4 separate regions of the Homo sapiens genome follow, and all the other regions are linked to region 1. The links are chromatin loops, found by intact Hi-C in ENCODE. Cell type or tissue: heart left ventricle. All regions are shown on one strand. Region 1 overlaps JARID2 (jumonji and AT-rich interaction domain containing 2). Region 2 overlaps LOC105374945 (a long non-coding RNA gene). Region 3 overlaps JARID2 (jumonji and AT-rich interaction domain containing 2). Region 4 overlaps CD83 (CD83 molecule).

Evidence for each region. A loop is a pair of places that touch in the nucleus more often than their neighbours do. Peaks named below come from ENCODE experiments on the same cell type or tissue, not always from the same donor. Only the 100,000 strongest peaks of a DNase experiment are listed, where the experiment ranks them.
Region 2: a loop joins it to region 1, with 2.7 times the contacts of the local background. A loop is called at or near these places in 7 of 110 quality-filtered maps.
Region 3: it touches region 1 in a loop (2.4-fold over the local background); 10 of 110 quality-filtered maps call a loop at or near these places.
Region 4: a loop joins it to region 1, with 5 times the contacts of the local background. A loop is called at or near these places in 22 of 110 quality-filtered maps.

The regions. Positions count from the first base shown.
Region 1 is chr6:15,489,691-15,493,690 of GRCh38, forward strand. The region is part of intron 6 of JARID2 (jumonji and AT-rich interaction domain containing 2); the gene reads left to right. Among named protein-coding and RNA genes, the nearest start is that of DTNBP1-AS1, 54 kb to the right of the region's middle. RefSeq lists an enhancer at 2,000-2,501. In heart left ventricle, CTCF peaks have their summits at 1,883 (motif pointing left) and 2,100; a DNase peak (open chromatin) is centred at 1,867; H3K27ac peaks cover 359 bases.
Region 2 is chr6:14,878,078-14,882,077 of GRCh38, forward strand. The region is part of intron 2 of LOC105374945 (a long non-coding RNA gene); the gene reads right to left. Among named protein-coding and RNA genes, the nearest start is that of JARID2-DT, 370 kb to the right of the region's middle. RefSeq lists enhancers at 1,668-2,178, 2,179-2,688. In heart left ventricle, a CTCF peak has its summit at 2,118; a DNase peak (open chromatin) is centred at 2,050; H3K27ac peaks cover 1,464 bases.
Region 3 is chr6:15,398,346-15,402,345 of GRCh38, forward strand. The region is part of intron 2 of JARID2 (jumonji and AT-rich interaction domain containing 2); the gene reads left to right. Among named protein-coding and RNA genes, the nearest start is that of DTNBP1-AS1, 150 kb to the right of the region's middle. In heart left ventricle, no CTCF peak of the experiment used is centred here; DNase peaks (open chromatin) are centred at 1,726, 1,956 and 2,476; H3K4me3 peaks cover 1,374 bases; H3K27ac peaks cover 1,238 bases.
Region 4 is chr6:14,127,877-14,131,876 of GRCh38, forward strand. It overlaps CD83 (CD83 molecule), which reads left to right. Exons shown (of 5, transcript NM_004233.4): 3 at 3,644-3,872. Among named protein-coding and RNA genes, the nearest start is that of CD83, 12 kb to the left of the region's middle. RefSeq lists enhancers at 667-1,265, 1,896-1,945. In heart left ventricle, a CTCF peak has its summit at 1,841 (motif pointing right); a DNase peak (open chromatin) is centred at 1,853.

The sequences.
Region 1 (4,000 bases):
CAGGAAAGAGGTCCTGGGGTGCCCCTCACACAGCCGGCCTCTGTCCTCTGAGTTAGTGCAGGAGTTTCAGCTGCTTCCGGGGCTCAGGGTAGAGTCCTTGCAGGGAGCGCCATGTGCTCATGCAGGGCATCCTGCAGGTGTTGACGGGGATCCTCTCCTGTCACCCTTTCCCCACTTTCTCCCTCTTCCCTCTCCTCCTCCTTCCCTGTTCCAGTCTAACCAGCCCAGATGGGTTGACCCATGGCTCCAGATTCTAATTTGGCTCTGACTCTGACCTTCAATGAGACTTGAGATGTGATATTTAACCTTCCTGGGCCCTATTATTCCTTTGGAGCCAGTCTGGCCAACTCCTTATACCAGGGACATTGTGAGAAATAAAAGGAAAATTTTCAAACCCTCAGATCCTATTAGTTAAGTACTCTGAAAATAAGGTCAGTAAAAGCAAATTGTAGATTCCCTTGTGACTGCTTGATACAAGTGATTAGACTGTGACCTTTCATCTTTTCAACTGCATGAAAGATATGGGCCCAGAGGATACTCTGATCTTTCATTTCAAATATGATATGTGGATTTTTTTTTGTTATTGTTCAGCTTAAAAGCATAAATGTGACTGTATTGAAATGTGGAGGAATGTAATTTTTAGGGGGTGCTGCCGAGAAGTGCCTTTGCTCTGCTTGCTATAATGAACTGTGTGGGTGCATGCACCTGTCTTCCAAGTCTAAAACCACTTCCCCTCGTGCGAACTGGGCAATGCCATTTGATAGTGTGTGCGATTTATGGAGTCCCTAGAACCCGAGAGTTAGAACACACCAGTGCGTACTTCACCTAAGCCTTTTTCTTGGTGAGAGGGCTCTGGCCCCGGCCGTTTACTCTCGATTATACCAAATGAGCTGTCTTTGTCATGGAATGCACATGCCTGTATAACATTGCATTGTCATGGGGCTGGGAGTGCCCCTGGGTAATAATTTGGTTGTATGGTAAGGGTCTCACCAAGGAGCAAATGGTGTTTTTCTGTTGCTTTCCTGCAGTAGTACTTCTGCTTACATGCAGTGACAGAAAGTAACAAGTTTAGGATAGTCCAACAGACGAGCTTTATTTCTAGCAAGGGTTTTGAAGTATTAGTTTTCCAAGAGAGTCATGAGCAGGTTTTGTACTTGTGTAGAAATTTGTGTGGTTTGTAAGCCAGGATATTGAACCAGATGTGGCCACATGTGATTCTCATTTCTTACGCTGAGGCTGAGTGTGAGAAGAAAATGATCAACTGGCTAATCCCACTGGTTTTGCAGGACCTTCCATTGAGCTATAGGCTACTGTCACTGAAGAGGTTTTCATATGAAAATGTACAAGCCTTGCAGAAAAATCCTGCCCTAGTAAGATTCAGAGAGGGCCAAGGAATTGAGAATATTCTTTTAAAGTTCTGGAAAATACGGCTATTGAGAAGGAAACATAGAAAATCATATTAGTTTTTAAAAAAGTTAAAGGTTTTCTTCTCATGACATTATTTTGTCATTTGAATTGCACTTGCTGGTGGTGGGGTATTTGTGACTCAGTTACATTGCCTTCAGTGGGAGGAGAGGTTATAGGTACATCTAGATTGCCCAGTGGAACCCAGGCATCTCTTTTAGAGCACATTTGCCTTGGCCTTGGCCTTGGCTAGGAGGCTCCTGCCCATCTGCTGCTGCGGTCAGTGTTTGAGCAGGCTGCTCCTCCCCTTCCATAACTCACTGTCTGTCCAGTGCATTTCGCTTCTGTTTAGGCTCTTTGTTTTTGATTCAAGTTTTAAAGTGCAAATGGACTACCCCCAGCCACCAACTGTTTCTCTCTCTGGGCCTCTGGTTCTGTTTTGAAAGGCTGGCAGAGGCCTCGGCTCAACGGCTCCCTCTCGTGGAGAAGAAGAACTTGCCAGTGAATCTGAGGTTGAACTGAGGACAGCGTCATAATCTTGAACGACTAAAACATTTTTGCTTAGTTAACCAAAAACATCAGAGTCATTTCTCATCTTCTGCTCTGCCTTGGAAGTGCATGTTTCTCCTTTTCATCTGTCATCATACTGAGTTGATTTAAATATTGTGTGTGTCGGTGGTGGGGTGGAGAAAAACCCATAAGGATGGAGGGGAGAGATTTTATATTCTTAAAGCAAGCACACAGAGTGTGGATTGGGTACAGTTTTTAAGATGGAATTTCTGTTATTAAGAACAAAGTCAGGTAGGAACGTTTGATGTCCTGGACTTTCATATCTCTCACCTTATATCCCTTCTGCAAGAAGAATGAGGTATTGTTGCCAGTACTCATCTGGCCGAACGTAACTTGAAAATGCTCTCAACCTTGCCTGTTAAATTGAAACCATTCTCTTATGACTAGGAGGGATTGCTTTAATATCTCATGGCCGTGTGCCTGGGATCACCTGAGATACAGGTGACGGATGGCTGTGGGCCAAGGAGCACACGCTGCAGACACCTCACTTTCTGCAGAGCTGGGTTGGGGGCTGGGGGCAATGGGCTGAGAAGCCAGAAATCCACAACAGAGCTGAGAGAAGGAGTAACTTCAAGCACTTATGTATAAAGCTGCTCAGCTGAAATGTATTGTCATTCAATGGAGGGTCCTGCTGTAGCCCACGTCGGCGCTAATTCTTCAGTGAGTTCAGATGACTTCCTGTGTGTGCTCTTCTGTGGAATCCCTCAGGACGTGCAGCGGTGGCCTTCCTTGTAGTGCACTGGCTGCATAACTGGGGCTGTGTGGTTTTAATTGATACAGAGGTGGGTTGAGGGAGACCTTCGGTAACAAGGTAAGACAATGCCTTCCTCCATTCTTCTGTTTCCTTTTGTACTGATTAAGTGTTGGCTCCTTATAGACAAGTCCAGGCCAGGAAAAGGGGTGTCCTTTTGTTAGATTGGTGGGTCCCAGGTTTCCCCACAATGGTGGTGCTGGCTGGGTTGTTGGTTCTGTTTTATTTCTCCCTTTTAGGACACATGGAGCAGCTTAAGGGGCTTCCTATGTTAGCTTTTCAGCTCCCCTGTGGCCTCTCGTGGTGGGCATAGAACACGGACCCTCTGGGTTTCGAGGAGGAAGATGGCCAGTGACACTTGCCTTTTTCAGTCTTCGTAATTGTTTGAACTTCGCTGGTCTGTGTTGTGGGTGAGATCCATCTAGTCTTTGAGCTTGTTATATGGGCATGCGTGTGTGATATCTGGGTGGATACTGTTGAAGATAACTCCTATAATAAGAAGGAAAATATTGCAACTCATTTCTCTCATAAAGCAAGTTATTTGAATGTATACCTTGCCAATAATTCAGTATTTAGGTTTTCAGAAAGATGTAAACAAGGTGTTCCTTTTGCCATTGAAGATAGTGATATATAGAATTCAGCTGTGTTGAAAATTTACTTCCCTGTAGCATTGCTAGCCATGAACTCAGGTGCCCCCGAGAAGCCAGAATGGATGGAACCAAAGGCCTTACACTCTTATTTGAGATAGAATATGAGAGACATAGCACTCTGGTATTTGGACAGCGGTGTTAGGGAAGGGTAGGGTCCACGGATTTGTGGGAACACTGAGACATCTGAGGCTTTTAAACACTGATTCCCTTTCTTGATCCTCACCAATTAGCACAGAATCTAGAGGGAAGGGATTTACATTATTTTGAAGCTCCCCTAAGGGTTTTAGGGGTGCCAGGTTTGGAAAACACTGAACTAAACCTCAGCAAGTAGTGGTGGCTGATGCCTGAACCTCACAGGAGTTGGGTTATGTCCGGCACCATCTGGAGTTTGCCATTTTGATTAGCGATATACGAAGCCGCACTGTGTCCGTCTCCTTAAGGAGACTCTTGTGCTGGGAGTAGGGCTGAAACAGATTGCACCCCTACAGGTTAAAAGGAGATTGAGCCAACTGTAGAGGTGTTGTCTTTTGCTGTCTGAACCTGAGATAGAGCCCTTCCCCAAGGTCCTGGATTCCCTGAGGCCCATTCCCCCACCCCCACCCAGCCCCACCAGCCTTTGTTGCTG
Region 2 (4,000 bases), 610 kb before region 1:
AGCACATCCTACTCTGAAAGAATTCAGGGAGCCCCCATGTAGCCACTGTGTCCACAGATACACCCATGGGACCCCCACCCTAACCCTACAGGCAACCTGCCACAATCCTCAGGAGGCACTTGGCACAAGAGGGACTGTCTGGGAGGAAAAACTTTTCCTCTACCCTCTTAGGTGCGGTGATTGGGGATGTGCAAACTAAACTGGCAAAAGATAGATGAGGACGAGAAAAAAAACAGATTATAATTGTATATGTACACACTGGAATTCACAAAGACTCAAGGAGTCTCAAGGAGGTGGTTAGAATTCAGGGCTTATATGCTACCCTATTAGGGGAAGGGGAGGGGCAGAGGGGCACTTCTGGGAAAACAAATGACTACTTAGAAATGGAGAAGAAATGGCACTTAGGGAAAACAAATGACTTTTTAGAAAGACAAATGTGCCCATAGGAGAATAAAAGGGAAAAATGATCTTTTTGTAACAATATCTGTTTGACTGTGGTACCAATTTCTCATTTCCAAGAAGAGAAGATTAGAATTGCTTCCAAGGAGGGGATTTATAAAAACTGAGTTCTTTTGGGAGGCTCTGCTTTTAGGCAGATAAGAGATTTCATGAACTCAAATGCCTTCAGCTCAAAATAATTTTTTTATGCCACCTTGGCTTATTCTAGACCCCTTCAGGGCCCAGGACCTCCCATGTTTAGAGATCCCAAAGCCAGTCCTGCTCTTAATTTCATGGACTCCCCCACTCCTTACCCACCAACCCAATTCAATTTCTCAACTGTGAACATTTTCTTTCATCCCTTTCCTTTCCCAGAAGGCCCAGTGTAATCCTACTCAAAGGGCCTTTACAACAAATATCAGGTGGAGTTGTCTTCTGGGTACCAACAAGTCATGCTTTGGTCTTATAAGACAAGACTCAGTTTCTCAGGAATGAGGAAGGTGAAAATACAACAGGGAGAACAAAAACACATATCTCAATAAACTGCCTGTCAAAAATATCAATGGAATGACTTAAAAACATGACTGTACTTTGGATATATGTATTTTTCTATTGTAATGTTTCATTGCATGCCCGCACATAACTTTCAGTCTCAATCATTGTTGGGGCTTCTTTCCCACCTCCATGGCATTGTCAGAATTGCTGGTATAATTATTTTACATTTATGGCCAGACACGGTGGCTCACACCTGTAATCCCAGCACTTTGGGAGGCCAAGGTGGGCGGCTCACCTGAGGTCAGGAGTTTGAGACCAGCCCGGCCAACATGGTGAAACCCCATCTCTACTAAAAGTACAAAAATTAGCCGGGCATGGTGATGCATGTCTGTAATCCCAGCTACTCAGGAGGCTGAGGCAGGAGAATCAGGAGGCAGAGGTTACAGTGAGCCAAGATCATGCCACTGCACTCCAGCCTGGGCAAGAGAGTGAGACTCTGTCTCAAAAAAAAAAAAAAAAAAAAAAAAAAATTTTTACATCTGTGATAGTCTGCCAAAAGCACCTGATTTTCAAGTTCTATATCCCCTGAACAAGTTGCAAACTACTGATATTGTATATGTGAAAATAACTTGTGCCCTGCCAAGCACATGGTGGGTGTAGAACAATGGCCTGTGTATTCTGAATAATACCATCTGATTCAATGTGGGGGAGGGAAAAAAGAGAATGAAATGTGTCTTGGGGAAGAGGGGCCACTCGCCAAGAAAAGGTGTGATCATGGCCCCCTTAGAACTGAGATCAGAAGATTTATCAGAGTATAGAAAGATTGCCAGATGAAAAACAAGATGCCCAGTTAAATTTGAATTTCAGAGAAATAATCACATTTTAAAATACAAGTATATATTATATGATATTTGGGACATACTTATACTAAAAAACATTCATGGTTTATCTGGTCAAATCTAACTGAGTATCCTATATTTTCATTTGCTAAATCTGGCAACCCTAATTACAGGGCCCTTCTAAACTATCAGCTTAAACCATTGGTAACATGGATACTGCACCCGACAGCGCCGGATTTGAAAGGGTGCCCTAAAGTAGACACCAAGGTGGGTAGGTCGAATAATGTAGCACATCATGTCAACATTGCTGCTGGCCTCCAGGCCTGCATCGCTTTTCTCTGCCGCAAGCTGGAGCTGGCACTGTTTTGGTAGCAATGGTTGCTGTGCCCTGGGCAGCAGGCAGCAAGGCATCCTGCAGGACCAGGGAGCCCTTGGCTGGGAACATTCTGTTTCCTTCACAGGTTCCTCTTCAGCCTCCAGTCCAAGGCCCAGTCTTGGGCCCCCGCTCTCCTTTCTTCACGCTTTCTCTAAAAGAACATTTTTCCAGGCTCACACTTTCTTTCAATCATCACCTCTAAGCGGATTTAGTCTCCAGGGGCTCAGGCAGCAGCCCCACTGTTGAGCTGCACTTGGGTTCCTCATCATGTTCTTAAACTCAAACAGGCAAAACAAAACTCACAACCCTCCCTCCAGACCAGCAGCCCCTCCTCGTGTCTTTGGGTAGCCCTGGTCTCTATTAGTCCAACCCCTGGTGGCATCTTTGACATCACTTTCTTTCCCTTCCCATAACAAATCAGTCTCCATAGTCTCAGCAGTTTTTGTTGTTATTGTTTATTTTATTTTCATGATATTGGCGCTCAATTACAATGCCCCCAAATCCAGGCTTTCTGTCTCCAAGTCTGTCTTGTTATTGTCATTCCCCTGCTGAAAAGTTTCCATGGCTTCCAGCTTCCTGCAAGGTTAAACAGAAACTTTTTTTCCTGTCTTTCATGGCCCTCCATAATAAAGGCCTGCTCTGCCCAGAAACTTCGGTTCCTACTATTTCCCAACACATTTCCTCTTTCACAGCAAGGCTCCCGACCTCTGTCTCAGGAATCCATCAATCCCATTTCCATCTCCACTGCCCCTTTCCCCATGGAGAATGTTCTTGCCTCCAGCTGTCTAAATCCTGCCCATCCTTTAGAGACAAGGGCAATTTCCTTTTATATTGTGGAGATTTCCTTGTCTAATCCAGCCTGCTGGGATCTCTTTCTACAGCCTTTACCTTACAACAAAGGACTGTAAGGATACAATCATGAAATTTTCTTTGATTAAAAGGATGGAGGAGGCTGCTCCCTTCACCAAGATCCTGACTTTTCTCTCTTTGCACAATATTTTTGGTATCCTTTTGGGGTGGAGCAACTGAGTCAGGAGAAAGATTTTCCAGCTCCACAGGCAGAGTCCCCTCTAGACACAGACTTCCAGTATCTCCCAGCATCTGGTCTCCAAATCGGTGACACACATACTAAGCAAACGGCTTTGAGGAGCTCACTTTTCCCTCCAAAATGAAAACAATGAGAAAAATCTAAATTGTATTGCATTATGATAAAAATGTTCCCCAGTGTTAATTTAATGCATAGGCAGTGCTTATGGTTCTTCTTGACCTTAGTGAAACTTTTTTTTTTTTAAGGCTACTATTGTAGTAGATCTTTGGCACTGGTCAATGCTATGAGTCAACCCTTTGAGGAAGTTGTGGATCTTGGTTTGTGATTTATCCAGTGCTGCCTAGTTAATATCCTGACTTCTCCCAGCTCCCAGCTCTGCTCGTCCAGCGGTTTCCATCAGTTCAGAAACATGAGGCCCCAGGGCAGGACCGCATTCTCTAGTGAATCCATTTCAGATACTATCATTAAAGCCCATCGTGAATAAAGCTATGGTGGGCCTAAATCCAATCTTTGTTTCTGAAATTTGGTAAGGACCATCTTCTTCATAAGAGTTCTAATGCTTTCAAATTTCATAACTATCCAGATGGAACAAATAAAGACATTGATTCTAAATGGCCATTTCCCCTAGATATTGATGGGCTGGGAATAACAAGAATGATTCATGGAATCACATGAAATCAAATTCCATTTGGAAACTGGGTAAGGTAAAAACCGTATATATAAAAAATATATAAGAGGCCAATCACCAGCAATGTAATTTTAATCATATCCTGGGACCTTGCTCTAATTAGCAAGATCATTTCT
Region 3 (4,000 bases), 91 kb before region 1:
GAGCAAAGAAAAGTTCTTCCCCAGTCTTTCCGCCCTCTGCTCTTTCTTGTCTTTAAATATTGTAAGTTGTGTTGTTATTCCTAAATTGAATCCATTTCTTAGTGTTATTCTTGGTCTTCCAGAGGATGCTGTGAGTCTAATAGGGTAGTTTGCATGTTTCTTCTTTAGTAGGGGACCAACATTTCATGTAAACAGTCTAAAACTTATGGCTATTTACAACGGAGAGTTTTGTTAAGTCTCCTTCCTGGCCTGACAGACACAGGACTGACTCGCATGTACTGTGTTTTAGGAAATATTGCCTGCATGATCAGGAAGTAATGACGATGGTCAGGCTTTTCTTATTTCTTAAAATTTAAATACCCGTTTCTCTTTAATTGACTAGAATAGGAGGAAGCAGTGGAGATAGGAAAGGGGCAGATAGTGTTTTATTAGTGCTGATGCCTGTGTGCACTCTGAGTGTTTGAGTGACAGAACTGGGGGTGTTCAGGAAAACCACTAATCATACGTGATTCTGAAACTTCATTTCTGGCCAACTGTTTATGTCTCGGCGTTTCTACTTTTCTTACCAACCTTGCTGAGAATTAGCATAATCAGAATATCTGCCTCAGGTCTCCTTTCCAATTCTCTGCTTTGGGTGCTGTTGATCATTGAAGCAGCCAAAAGACATGTCCCAGTAGAAGGAAGAGGAAAAAGGCCAAATAGTCATCCCCCGAATGTCCTTTAATTGACTCTGTATGACTTACGCTGTAGTGGGGTGCATTCCAAACACTTGTTCACTGTTAACAGGAACGTGCTGCACTGTAGAGCACTAAATAAGGGTCTGCTCTGGGGGCTCACCCTGGCAGCCATTGGAGAGCACCTCTTCTCCAGCCTTCTATGTTCTGTAGGGAATTGTATATTGAGGTTACCCCACCCCTTCTTCCCCAGTGCCACTGGGTTCTCGGATAGCCTCCTGTCTGTTGAGACATAGGAGCTACCTCTGTGACCTTTGCTAAGAGACAAACTTGTTTTTAGCCACAGTTTCATCATCTATGAAGTGGGGGAATTGTAGTAGAGTATCTCTGAGGCCCTATGTATAATTATGATTTTAAAGTGGTGGATATCAACTAGACACTAAGGAGGACCATCATCTACCTTCGTGATGTCTGTGTGTGTGTGTGTGTTTATGTACATGTATATATATATTTATGTTTATATATTTTTGATGTAAGAAGTTGTGGCATGTTCATGAGCTTTAATTATTTAGGAAACAAGAGTTGGCCATTGTGGAGAGAATACCCGCTAGCCTGGGTGACTTCACTCCTGAGCAAAGTTGACATCTACCTTCAGGGTTTTTGTGAGGTATAAATAAGTTACTGTGTGTGAAGTATTAGAACCCAGAAGGTCCTCGTTAGATGGTTCCACAACTAGGAAAGAAGAAACTGAAAGTATTAGTAAGGCATGTTTCCATTTCCTCTGGATGCATCTGAGGAAAACTTCCAGTGCCATGTGGACTTGGCCACCATCTTCCTCCCATTGGAAGGGCATGAAGAGAAGCATGTGGTAGTGTTGAGAGCATGTGTTTTGGACATTATCATTGCTGGTTGAAGTTCAAAGAAAGGCTTCAAGAAAATTGACTTTAAAAATCAAAAAGCTATAACATATGAAAGGAGATGTGTACTCCAGTTGTCTGAGGCCAGGGAGCTGGCCAGCCCTCAGTTGGACTCCTGCCTTTTTCACCCCTCCCAGCAGCTGCCAGACCACAGAGCCAGTTCTGTGAAAGATCCTCAAGAAACAATGAGAGAAAACAGCTTCTGTTTGATTAGATTAGATCAATTTATGTGCCTCGGGGAGGGGCCTGCGCAGGGCAGGGGGAGGGGTGCCCCTCTGTTGTTGGTGGGGGCAGCGGTGGCCCATGCGGTCACTTCATAAGTAATGAGGCTCCGTGGAAGCTGGAATCAGAGTAAGGGGGAGGGCGGGCTGGAGGAGGAGCATGTGGAAAGAGATTTCTGCAGTCTGTCTGGAGAGCTGCCCAGGTTTCCCAGCCAAAAAAACAAATAAAAATAAATAAAAGGCAAGTGCTGAATGACACAGATTATGATATTAAAAAGGGATGCCATTGAAACTGCGCCCTGGAGTCCGCTGTCTGTGGGGGTGGGGTGTGCTTGGCAATGGGGTGGGGGCATCTGACCGGCTGGGGACACAAAAGTGTGCACAATTAAACTGTGAATGTCCCCCTCCCCCCATATGTCAGAAATTCTATACTTCGGATTTGTCTGCATTGCAGGTTGGGGAAATGGCAGGATGAAAAGCTAGTGACTCTTTTCCTTTTTCTCATTTTAATTTATCAGGGTGGGGGGAGCCAGCCGGAGACCCCTCCTCTTTGGTGTTCGATTCCCTCCCTTGCACATAAATAACCTTCTCTCCTGGCTGCCTCCCCTCCCCCTCGGCCCCATTGCTGTTCTGGCCGTCCTATTGCCGCGCGGAATCTGCACTGCCGCTTGCTTATTACGTACAGGGGAGGATTGTTGACAAGTGCTCCGGAGCCTGCCTCACTGCGCTCTTCCTCCCTCCCTCCCTCTGTCCTTCTTCCTCTCTGTCTCTCTGCAATGATCCGGCTCTGAGGATGGCTGCTCCACGGGTCTGTCAGGTGCAGTTTTTGGTGGCTTATCTTGAGGAACCTGGGATAGAAGGTCTGTTCCTATAAATAAAAGACAAACCAAATAGCTCTAGATTTGTTTCAGGCTGGTATGGCTTTTGTTGGAGAAATAGGCCTTTGTGGGTTTCCCTGCTGGGGTCCTGATTAAATCCATTGTGGATGGCAAGGTGCTATATATATATATATATATGAGAGACTATGTAAAAAGTGTTGCAATTTGCTTAATATTAATATTCTTTTAGCTTTGATATCCTCCCTAGGGGCAATGGTGGCTCCTGCAAAGGCACTGTGGAAATTTACAAGAGAGAATTAATGTCGCTCTTAAAGCATTAAGCTCTGTTGACCATTTTGGCCAAAGCTGCAGTTTCAATCAGGCTTGTATGACTTTAGACATTTCTCTGGAGACTGAATGCCATCCAGCTATAGCTGGTCCCTTTTATTTTATTACCAATTTATCTGATCATTTCCCAGCATTTAAAAATAAATGTTTGATTAAAGTTAATTAGTTCATCCTCACCATAGCTCTGGTTTCCTTCATAAACAGCATGTTTGCTTTCATTTCCATTAATCCTTTCTTTTTCTTCCTCCATCATCTTTCCTTGAAAGATGGAGGAAACTGAGGCATGCAAATAGATCCTGAGACCTGAAGTGGTTCTGGATTGAGACCTTTAAACTTCGAGTGCTCTTGATTCTTCTCCCGAATTTCGTGCATTAATTCATGTCTGTATTACTGTCTGTAAACACAGATGAATTTCAGGAACCTTCAATGTTTGGTGCCTCAAATCTTAGCAGATTCCATGGCCACATTCCTATAGTGCTGCTTTCTGTACTGCTTCCATTCATTATATTTCAGTAGTGGAAAGAATGCTGCTCTGGGAGGCAGTAGGCCTTTCTGAAGTTATTTGTTGTCAGCAGTTTTTTTTTTTTTTTTTTTTTTACTTTGAATGGACTACTTAATCCTCTCTGAATATATTCATTTGAAAAGTAGGAGGGCAGTTGATTTCTTGATATGTGAGTGAGGTAATAAGGAAACAGGGGAACTACTGTCCCTCCTAGTCATGCTACAAAGAAAACAGAACTTAGAACTTCCAAGAGATTCCTTTTATCCTAGGGAATGAAGGCAGCCCAGAGAGGTTTCAGGGCAAAGGGTGTGGCTGTTTATTTATCTACAAATTATGGTGTCAGTCAGGACACAAAGTTTGTGGAGCTTTGCCCATTTATCATTACAGATTAGTACACAAACCGATAACTTTATGGCACTTGTCGATCGAGTTAAAGCAGCAGCTTTGCTTATCTTTGGAGAGCCTGGCTCAAATTGGATACCTGGTTTCTTTTGGTACCTTACATTTGTGGGGTAAAGAT
Region 4 (4,000 bases), 1.4 Mb before region 1:
TTGAGTAATTAATTTGCTGAAATTGTGTTGTGCTTTAGCGCACTGTACTACAATATTAGCATTGTGAAGCGTGCATTAAATAGTTCCTGTCAATTATGGTTGGCTGTGAATGAATCTGAGGGTTCCTTTTGTTATAAATTACTATTTCCTAAAATGGTTTTGCAGAGAAGCAATGGAACACTTTTAGATTTGGAATGTTTAAAGAGCTGTTCTTGCCAGTGGTTGATTTTGAGTGAGCTCCAATGTTTATGAGAACTCATAAAACAAAGCAAAGTGGGGATGGCCCATTTGCTGTTACTCCGTTTTCCTCCCACTGAAATTTCCCTCCAGTTTTTGGTGGTGCCTCTGCCACAGTTAGCTCATCTGATAAAGCAGGGTGATAGCTGCCTGGCCACGTATCTGATGATAATGATATGAGCTTTTGCATACGGTCCCTTGATCCTGCTAGGGCCCCACCCCCATTCTGAGCATGCAACATTAACATAAAAACTACCACGCCTTTTGCAGCTGTGGATAAACCCCAAATTCCACAGCTGGGGGTCACAAGAGAAAGTTTAGCTGAAAATGTATATACCTAAAACTGGAAGTTAGAGGGAGGGTTATGAAATATTTCCAGGTGCAATGTATGAATTTACAGGGAATTCTTTTTGCTGTAGTTAGTTATTAGGCAAACAGCGCTGTTCATTGGTTTGGCAAGAGTTCCTAGGTTTTGCGGATAGTTCTCTGGGTCATTTAGGAAAAGGGGTGTTTGGAAGATGACCCTGTGAGAGTTGAGATATTTTGCCATGATCCCACTGGTGGCAGCACATCAGAATTCTGCAGGTCGCTTTGAGGTTCTTTGTTTTGCCTTCTCCCTTGATTCTTCCTTCTGTTCTTATGGCTCACCCTGCCTTTGTTTTGCCATTTAAAAATAACTAGCGGCCCACTGACGGTTTTGCCAGAGGCCCTTGGAAATCTAACCGTCAAATAAATTTTATTGGTGTTGCTGCTGATTTTTAAAATGAATTCTCTGCAAATAGGCAGAAGTTACTGCCAGCCAGTTTTGATCACCAGCACCTTTTTGCTTCAACAGTTCCCAGCAGCTAACACAATAATGGGGCCATCTTTATGTAAATAGACACAATAGTTTATGTTTCTACCAGCTCCAGAGGGGTTCACAGTGTTGATCTTGACTTTCAGATGGGCCTTTCTGAGCTGAGGGAGGGGTTGCTGGATGGGAGAGGAGCTTCCCAGGAGAAAACCATGGGTGAATAATCTCAAAACGGTTGTTGCAGCTACACTCGCATTTGGAGGTTAATTTAGAAAAAGAAAAGCAAGATTGGACATCGGAATGGGGACTGCAGGGACTGGGCCGAGCTAATTATTTCAAACTGGCCTTTCAGGCCATCCTAGACACAGATTGGCCCTGGATGGGCCTCGGTCTCTGGTCTCTTGAAAGCCCTTGCCTGGTAGGAAGAAGCCGCTCTGCCAGGCAGCGGAAGGGAGAGGCAAGCAGTGTGAGCCCATGACGAGGCTTCAGTTTATGGTTTACTTAGGCTTGAAAAGGGAAAAATGGTGCTAAATTAGATGTGTTCTGGAATCAGATGGACACTGTTAGTTTCCTCTAAATTTCCTTGGCCCCACCTCCTTTTTGTGCTTTATTTTTGCACACCTATGGGCCCCAGTCTTTTAGCTTCCTCCCATAGATTCTTGATTATTTAGGAAGGAATCTTTCCACACAAAAAGGACCATCAAGAAATGGGATTTATGTCCGCAGACTCGGCCTGAGAAGAGCCGTTCATCTCAGCTCAGGGCTGGGAGGGAGCTGAGCAGGTTTTCTTGCAGGAGCGATCAATCTGCCACCAGATGTCTCTGTAGCCCACTCTACAGGAATGCTCACAAACACCAGGGCTGGAGCCTGAGCTTTCCGGTGACCTTGTGGTATATGCTCTGAATTAATAAATGAAGCAGAAATGACTGTGTGTGTGTGTGTGTGTGTGTGTGTGTGTATACGAGTGCACACGTGCCCATGTGTATGTATTTTCTTTCCTGAGTTGCTTCTCAGAGTATTCCCCTAACTCCTTGGTTATCTCTTTCCCTACACTGAGTTCCTTCCTAAAAGTCAGAGAAGAGTTGTAGGGTGCTCCCAGAACGGGAGATTCATCATTGATAGGTGCAAGCAAAGACAGTGGCAGTGGGCCCTGATAATCTCTGTCTCCTTCCCTAAGGTGGCTCTTGGGTGCAGTTATCATGCTAGGGACAGGTAAGGAATGTCACTTAATCCTGGGCTCCCTGCTGGTCCCCAGCCAACCAGCAAAGGGAAACTCAGGTGCTGCTAGGGGATGTCATTGTTGAAGGGCTGCCCAGGAAGGCTGAAAACAAGGATTTGCTTTACTGCATGTGTACATTCATTTTAGAAGCTTTAAAGTATTTCAATGGAGGAGCAACTTAGCAAGTTAATTAGGCAAATTAAAAATATGTCTAGGAAAGAGAGAATTAATGGTGAATGTGGTATGAGCCTAATCTATGCAGTGGGAGATGCTGTGGACACTCCACCAGTTTGATCACAAAGAATTCACAGAAAGCAAGCCGCGCACGGTGGCTCACGCCTGTAATCCCAGAACTTTGGGAGGCCGAGGCGGGCGGATCGCTTGAGTCTGGGAGTTCAAGACCAGCTTGGGCAACAGAGCAAGACACTGCCTCTAAAAAAACAAACAAATAAAAATTAGCCAGGTGTGGTGGCACAGGCTTCTAGTCCTAGCTACTGGAGAGGCTGAGGTGGGAGTACCAGAAGGTTGACTCAGGAGGCCAAGGGTGCAGTGAGCCATGATCAAGCCAGTTCTCTCCAGCCTGGGTGATAGAGCGAGACCCTGTCTCAAAAAAGAAAAAAAGAAAGCCAGCCAGATAAAATGTCTGGCTAAATTGGGCATCTCCCCAAGTCCGGCTGGTCTGTCCTGAGTACAGTGAAGTCAGCTGTTACTGCCCTTCCATGTGGAGTTTGATATGAGCAGCAAATGATCTGACACATACACTCTCTATAAAGCATGCTTCTCAGCTGTCTCACTGCCATAGTACAGAGAAAAGGTGTGGCACATTCGGCGACGTCAGGCATGACCACACAGAGACACAGCCCTTGAGGAACAAGGTGACTGTTCGCAGGAGGCGTTGCTCATCTGCTTATCTGATTTTAGTTGAATTGTCTGGCAAGGATCATAACAGATTTAGGAATTTTTCCAAATAAAAGGCTGGGATACAAAAATAGGAATCATTCAGTGGGTGAGTTGGTATCTGAAGAAAACAAGAGAACATTTAATACAGAACAGTCCTATCTATACATGTATACATAGACACAAAATATAATCCAGCAAGATTCACACACAGCATATCACTGTCATCAACAGTGACTCTCTCTCCCTAATATAGGGTGGAAATTGGGATACTTATGATAGAATCATGAGATGTAGTCCTGATATATTCCGAAGATGTAGCCTTGGGAATTTTCATAGATCTTTCCTCCCCCAGAGGTCACACACACACAAAAGCATCACGTCTTGTTTTACAAACATAAGTTGAGGCTGGATCTTCTGAAAACAAAATGGAAACATTGGTGTCGAGTTGGAGTGCTTGCAGTGGACCGTGATGCGCTCTGATTCCTTCTTCACAGTTATTGGAGGGTGGTGAAGAGAGGATGGAGACACCCCAGGAAGACCACCTCAGGGGACAGCACTATCATCAGAAGGGGCAAAATGGTTCTTTCGACGCCCCCAATGAAAGGCCCTATTCCCTGAAGATCCGAAACACTACCAGCTGCAACTCGGGGACATACAGGTGCACTCTGCAGGACCCGGATGGGCAGAGAAACCTAAGTGGCAAGGTGATCTTGAGAGTGACAGGTGAGGTGACCTGCTGCACTTGTTTTCTTCTTGAACAATGCATGTGTACTTCCTTTAGGTCCTAAAATCGTTCCTCTCTTTTGGAGTGTAGCTCTAGAGCTTTGGATCACATCTGTGGCTGAAAGTGG